Regions from separate parts of the Homo sapiens genome. Here region 2 is linked to region 1. Evidence: chromatin loops called from intact Hi-C (ENCODE). Cell type or tissue: B cell. All regions are shown on one strand. Each heading gives the region's core, and the rest is flanking DNA. Links, peaks and the distances in the headings are about the cores only. Region 1 overlaps OVCH2 (ovochymase 2). Region 2 overlaps SYT9 (synaptotagmin 9).

The links. Peaks named below come from ENCODE experiments on the same cell type or tissue, not always from the same donor. Only the 100,000 strongest peaks of a DNase experiment are listed, where the experiment ranks them.
Region 2: it touches region 1 in a loop (8-fold over the local background); 15 of 110 quality-filtered maps call a loop at or near these places.

What each region holds. Positions count from the first base shown.
Region 1 is chr11:7,686,785-7,689,601 of GRCh38, reverse strand. It overlaps OVCH2 (ovochymase 2), which reads left to right. Exons shown (of 16, transcript NM_198185.7): 16 at 1-165. All of the region lies in intron 2 of LOC105376533 (a long non-coding RNA gene), which reads right to left. Among named protein-coding and RNA genes, the nearest start is that of CYB5R2, 15 kb to the right of the region's middle. In B cell, for the core only: CTCF peaks have their summits at 953 and 1,153 (motif pointing right); a DNase peak (open chromatin) is centred at 1,171.
Region 2 is chr11:7,351,817-7,354,633 of GRCh38, reverse strand. The region is part of intron 3 of SYT9 (synaptotagmin 9); the gene reads right to left. Among named protein-coding and RNA genes, the nearest start is that of SYT9, 100 kb to the right of the region's middle. In B cell, for the core only: CTCF peaks have their summits at 1,241 and 1,441 (motif pointing left); a DNase peak (open chromatin) is centred at 1,423.

The DNA.
Region 1 (2,817 bases), core at 19-2,518:
CCAAGGGGCACCAGTGACTGTCAGTAAACCACCAGAAGCTAGAGGAGAGGCTTGGGGCAGACTCCTCGTCACAGCCCTCAGACAGAGCCATCCCTGCTGACACGTTGATCTTGGACTTCTAGCCTCCAGAACTATGAGACAATAAATTTCTGTTGTTCTAAGCCACCTAGTTTGTGGTACTTTGTCATGGCAACCCTAGCAAACGGATACACCAGAATTGGCTTACACAATTGTGGGGGCTGACTAAGCAGGTAAATCTACAGGCCAGGTGCTCAGAAAGGGAAAATCATAGAAACACCGGAATCCACAGCATGGGCTGAAGTTGTTCCTCACAGGCAGAATTTCTTCTCTCTTTTGGGGAAGCCTCAGCCCTGCTTTTAAGGGCCTTCAAACTAATCAAGTCAGGTTCACCCAGATTATTCAAGATGATCTTCTTTACCTAGAGTCAAATGATTAGGAATTTTAATTACTGCTGCAAAATTTCTTTACAGCAACAATTAGATTAGTGTCTGATTTAATAACTGTGGATTGTCACCTAGCTAAGCTGACATATCAAAAAAGCCATCACATGGAGCTTCATGGGATGTGGTCACTGTTCCTTTTGCTCAAAGCAACACTGGAATATTTCCAGTCACCAGAATAAATTCTCATCTCGAGTGAATAATTCAGTGGCAATGACTACTTTCTGTGCCAAATTGTGGTCTCATTCACAAGATCCCACCTCTGAAAAATAGCAAGTATACTACTATGTTCTAGTGCCAATGAGCATTGAGAAGTTCTGGGCTTTCCCTGTTCCTTGTTTGTCCATGACATCCATTGGCATATATAAGTGACATCTTGTTCCATGTGGAAAATACAGTGGTGAGGAGAGCAGGCAGAAGATGAGGTGGGGAAACTTTTATAGTTTGCCATTTTGCCATTTTGATTTATCAGGAGAAAAGTCAAATCCTTTATTTTTTATTTTTATTTTTATAAATTTTCGGACACATAGGACACAGAATAATAGAGAGAGTCGGGAATGAAAATTCATTTTCATAAGAAGGGATGAAAGCAGTTGGGGTCTCTTTGTTCTGGCTTCTTTGACAATGACCTCATGATGCAAAGAAGCCCCGGGTGGAAAAATTTTTGTAAAGTGTGGCTGCAGTGATTCCTTCTCTCGGCCACCAGGGGGTACATTCAGCAAAGCCATTGCCAAGCACAATATTTCCAAAGACCAAAAAAGAGAATATCATAGCAGTAGCACATTTGAGGAGGGTGTGAGAGGTTGAAGATGAATTTAATGTGTGCCTGTCAATTTACCTGTGGGATATCCAGCTGCAGATGTCCAGGAATTAAGAATCAAGCCTGGGATGGGGTGGTCTGGGAGGTAGCAGATAAAGGTGAGAGTTGCAACCCAAAAGAAGCCTATTTTTAGAGGAAAAAGAGAAAAGGGAAGACCAAAGAAAAAGGCTGAAAGGAGCCAGGCATAAGGGGAGGAGGAGAACCAGGACAGACATGGGAGCTGTGGAGAGAGAGATTAGGTTTTGCTGTGGACTGAATGTTTGCGCTCCCACCAAATTCATGTGTTGAAGCTTAATCTCCATTGTGATGATATTTGGAGTGGGTCCTTGGGGAGATAATTAGGTTCTGAGGGTGGAGCCCTCATCGATGGGATTAGTACCTTTATAAGAAGAGACGCACAAGAGCTTGCTTCCTCTCTTTCTACTCTCCCCTTTGTGAGGATAAAACAAGAAGACAGACATCTGCAAACCAGGAAGGGGGCCCTCACCAGACACTGGATCTGCCAATACCCTGATCTTGGACTTGGCAGTCTCCAGAACTTTGTGAAATAAATTTCTTGTTTAAATCACCCAGTCAATGGTATATTTGTTATATCAGCCCAAGCAAAGACAGGGGAAAGAGGTGTCAATGATGAAAAATGCTGGACAGAATCTAGTAACATAACAATGGGAAAAGAGGCCTTTGGATTTGGCCACTGGGATGTTGTAGGTAACCTCAGTGAGTCAGAATTCCACAGTCTGATTGCTAAAGATAGAGAGTGAATGGGAGGTGAGAAAGAGGCTCCCTGGAGGTAGATTTCACTTTCATAAAGAAAGGTCCCCAAGTGTTGTTCTGAGCCTCTGGCCTCTGTTGCCTGAAGCTCTCAGGCTTCAGGAGTCATAGAGTCATAGAAGCAGTTCCGATACACTAGCATAATCCCAGTAAGAATTTATTTCTCAGCCTTAGCCTTCAATTTTCTCAAAATTATGTCTTAGGCTTTATTATTATTATTATTATTATTATTATTATTATTTCCACAGCCATCACTTCTTATAAATAATGTTTTGGGTAACATCATATTTTTTTGACAATTTGCGCAGAAATATCACATACCTTTTAAGCTACATGGTGGAATCACCTTTCTTTTCATCTGTATGAATAACATGCCCTGAAATATATCCCCTGAAAATATATTCTTTTTTTTTGCGGGGTTGGGGTCCGGGGGTGGATCTTTATGAACTTAACAACAGAGATTCCTTGCCTTTAAGGTAGAAAGAAGTCCAAAAAACTATAGCAGCTTAGAATCCCCACCTTTGCATCAGAAGCATGCCAGGAGTATGGTATGTTTCTCTCCAGGAATTCTAAGGAGTGCAGCAGATGCGGGCAACGATTCCTGCTGGGTGAGCTCTCCAGCTGCCATCTTTCTGCTCTCCACAGGACACTTGGGGGCTGGGAGTGTCACTTTGTGGTTTGATGAAACAGCCTCTGGGTGAAGCTGCTGTGACAACTTATTTAAAATCTTCAGGATGCTCAGGGATACACTATAGACAATTTTAA
Region 2 (2,817 bases), core at 172-2,671, 340 kb after region 1:
AGTAGAACCTGGAATTACTCAATCTACTTAGGAGCTTTTCAGAACTGAGGAGGGGTCACATGTCAGATTAAAGGAAGGAAGTCCAAGCCTCAGGGCCTGGGTTTCAACAGGAAAAGCCCTGGTGCAGCATCCCTCAGTGTATGTTCCCTACCTCAGGCCTGTTTGTGAGGCAAGCGAGGGTAGGTGACAAGACTAGAGAAAAAAACAGATGTTGGTTCTGCCAGGATTTGGACCATCACATTCACCATGGCCTAAGCCCACTCAGAATTGTCTATAGATAAGTTTCATACTTTATCATAAGACTGATGGTGAGCCAATGAAGTGCTCTAAGCAAGTGAGTGATGTGATTTTTATGTGGATCACTATGGCTGGAGTATAGGTGATGGACCAGAAAGGAGACAAGGGGGTAGCTTAGATCAGTTGTGTCCAAAGAGGATTCATATGCCCCAGAGGTGTGCAATGTGGTGCTCTGAAGTTTGTTATTTTAAAAATAAAATAAAGTCTACTCAAAGTGAACATAAAGATGGACACAGGTACCCTCTTTTAATTCCAATCAAATCATTATTTGAAATGTAATTTAAATTTCAATCATTACTATTAATGATTCACCATATTTGGTTCATATTGTTACTTCAGATATTTGCTAATTGTAGTATAAAGCCATTACAATCAAGATAGTTCAAAGACAATATTTCAAATATACAATATTTCATCTTTATCTTAGTAAAATTTTGTGTATGTTTTTAATGTGTTCATGAAAACTAGTCAAATAATACATGAATATAATTGATAAACAAGAAAATATACATATACTGGCAGTCAGTGCATGCTCAAAATTTTTTATGAATAGAAGTGCAGTGAATCAGTCCGGACCCATTCAGGAGAGAAACCATCCAGTAATTCAAACAGGGAAAGCTTAATATAAATAAATACTATAACAGAGGATCGAACTAATGAAGGATTGGCTAGCAAGAAGTACAATGAACTCTAAAAACTATAGGATTAGCAGATATGAGGAGCAGAGCACTCAAGGAAGAGATCCTCCCTGCCCTCAAGGCTGAAACACAGACCTTGTTGGAGAGGGCACAGCCATCACTCACTGAATGGCAGAGAAGTCAATGTGGTACTGCACCAGTAGAACTTACCGGAAATCTGCCATCTAGGTGCTAGGAAAAGCTGTTCATGGGAAGGTGTCTCGCCAAGGGGGTTCCTGGGGAAGCTGCTGCCCACTGGGTGCTGCTGATTGCTATATGCTGCAGGGGCTGAGTGCCGGAGAGGCCATGGGTGTTGTGGAGCCTTGCACTGAAGCTGCTGCCCATATTGCAGGAAAGTGGTTCCTGGGGGCTGGAGGAAGTGTGCCTCCCTGCAGAAGCCTCAGGGGAGGACACCAGAGCTAGGAAGAAAAAAACCCCGTTCCTCTTGCAATGCCTCTCCTGTGCCCTCTGCTGACAGAGCTTAACATTGTTCTGGGTGGTAAAAGGAAATATATTTAAAGGTCCCAACTTGACTTTTCCAGAGCAGAAAATGAAGGGTGAATTTGAAGCTGAAAGAAAATAACTTTGTAACTGGCACATGCACATCAAAAAATTGGGGGGCACATACCCCATATATGTATATTTACTTACTTACAAGTTTTATACGTGTATAGAATTCTAACATTATGTGTGTAATAAACATACAAAAGAGAAATAACAAAGATGAGAAAATATAAATAGAAGTCCTACTATTTTATTCTTGCACCCTAGTGTATGTCATCTCACACCCCACTTTTAAGATCACTGCACGCAGTCAAGACCTTCAGGGACCAGTACCAAATGGCTTACTCTTTGATGCCTTTCTCGTCTTCCTAGCTCACAGTAATCTCTGTGTATTTCACATGTTTGTATGCATCCTGCTCTGTGTTGCTACTTCAGCTTTTCATAGGTGTGTCTCATCTTCCATAACAAGTGCAGGGGAGCACATGTCATATTATTTTGTACTATTCTTCACGGGGCTAGGCATAAATTACACAGTCATCAGAGACCTGTTAGTTCACTGAGTATTCTTAAATAACATCAATATTTACCTTAACGCTTCACTTCTGTTATTCAGATCATAACCATCGAGAAGCATCATATATTTCTGAACTTTAAACTGTAGATCTAGGTCTTATTGTCATCCAGGGATAGTAGGCAAGTGAGTAATAAAGTGCATTCGTTGATTTCAGTATTGAATATCTGCTGCACAACTTTCTGACTAGTCTACATAAACCCTCTGTCAAGCCCAGTGTAGATATTGGGGACAGGTGTGCAAACCCAGCGGCTTTGCTGGAGAGACATTTATCTCCTCTCCATCTCTGATGTGCCTAGACATCAACTGAATACAAACTCCTGAGATTCTAACCTAATATGAGTTTATGCTTCTTCAAGAAGGAAAACGCCTACTTTCTTAAAATTCATTTATGTCAGAAGTCAGTCTGAGGCAGATTGAGCTACACTGGGTAAATTCTCACAGCACTTCACAAACACATATATTTCCCAAGCCCCTCAGGGATGTTCAGTTATCTGCTGAGCTAGTTGGGATTTGACTAAATAGCCACACAATTGCTCACCATCTGGGCCATCCTCAGACCTAGACCTGCAAAGAAAAGGAAGGTCTGTTGGTCCCTCTGTGCCCTCCCACTCCCATCCTGTTCCCACCACTCCTGTAGAGTTTTTTTTCCTGGAAAACACATTTGCAAGCCAATCACCACCAGCTCACCCATACAACAGACTCTGAAATAGAGTGGTTGGTTACTCATTAATTTTTCCTTCCTTTCTCCTTACTCTCAGGCCTGAG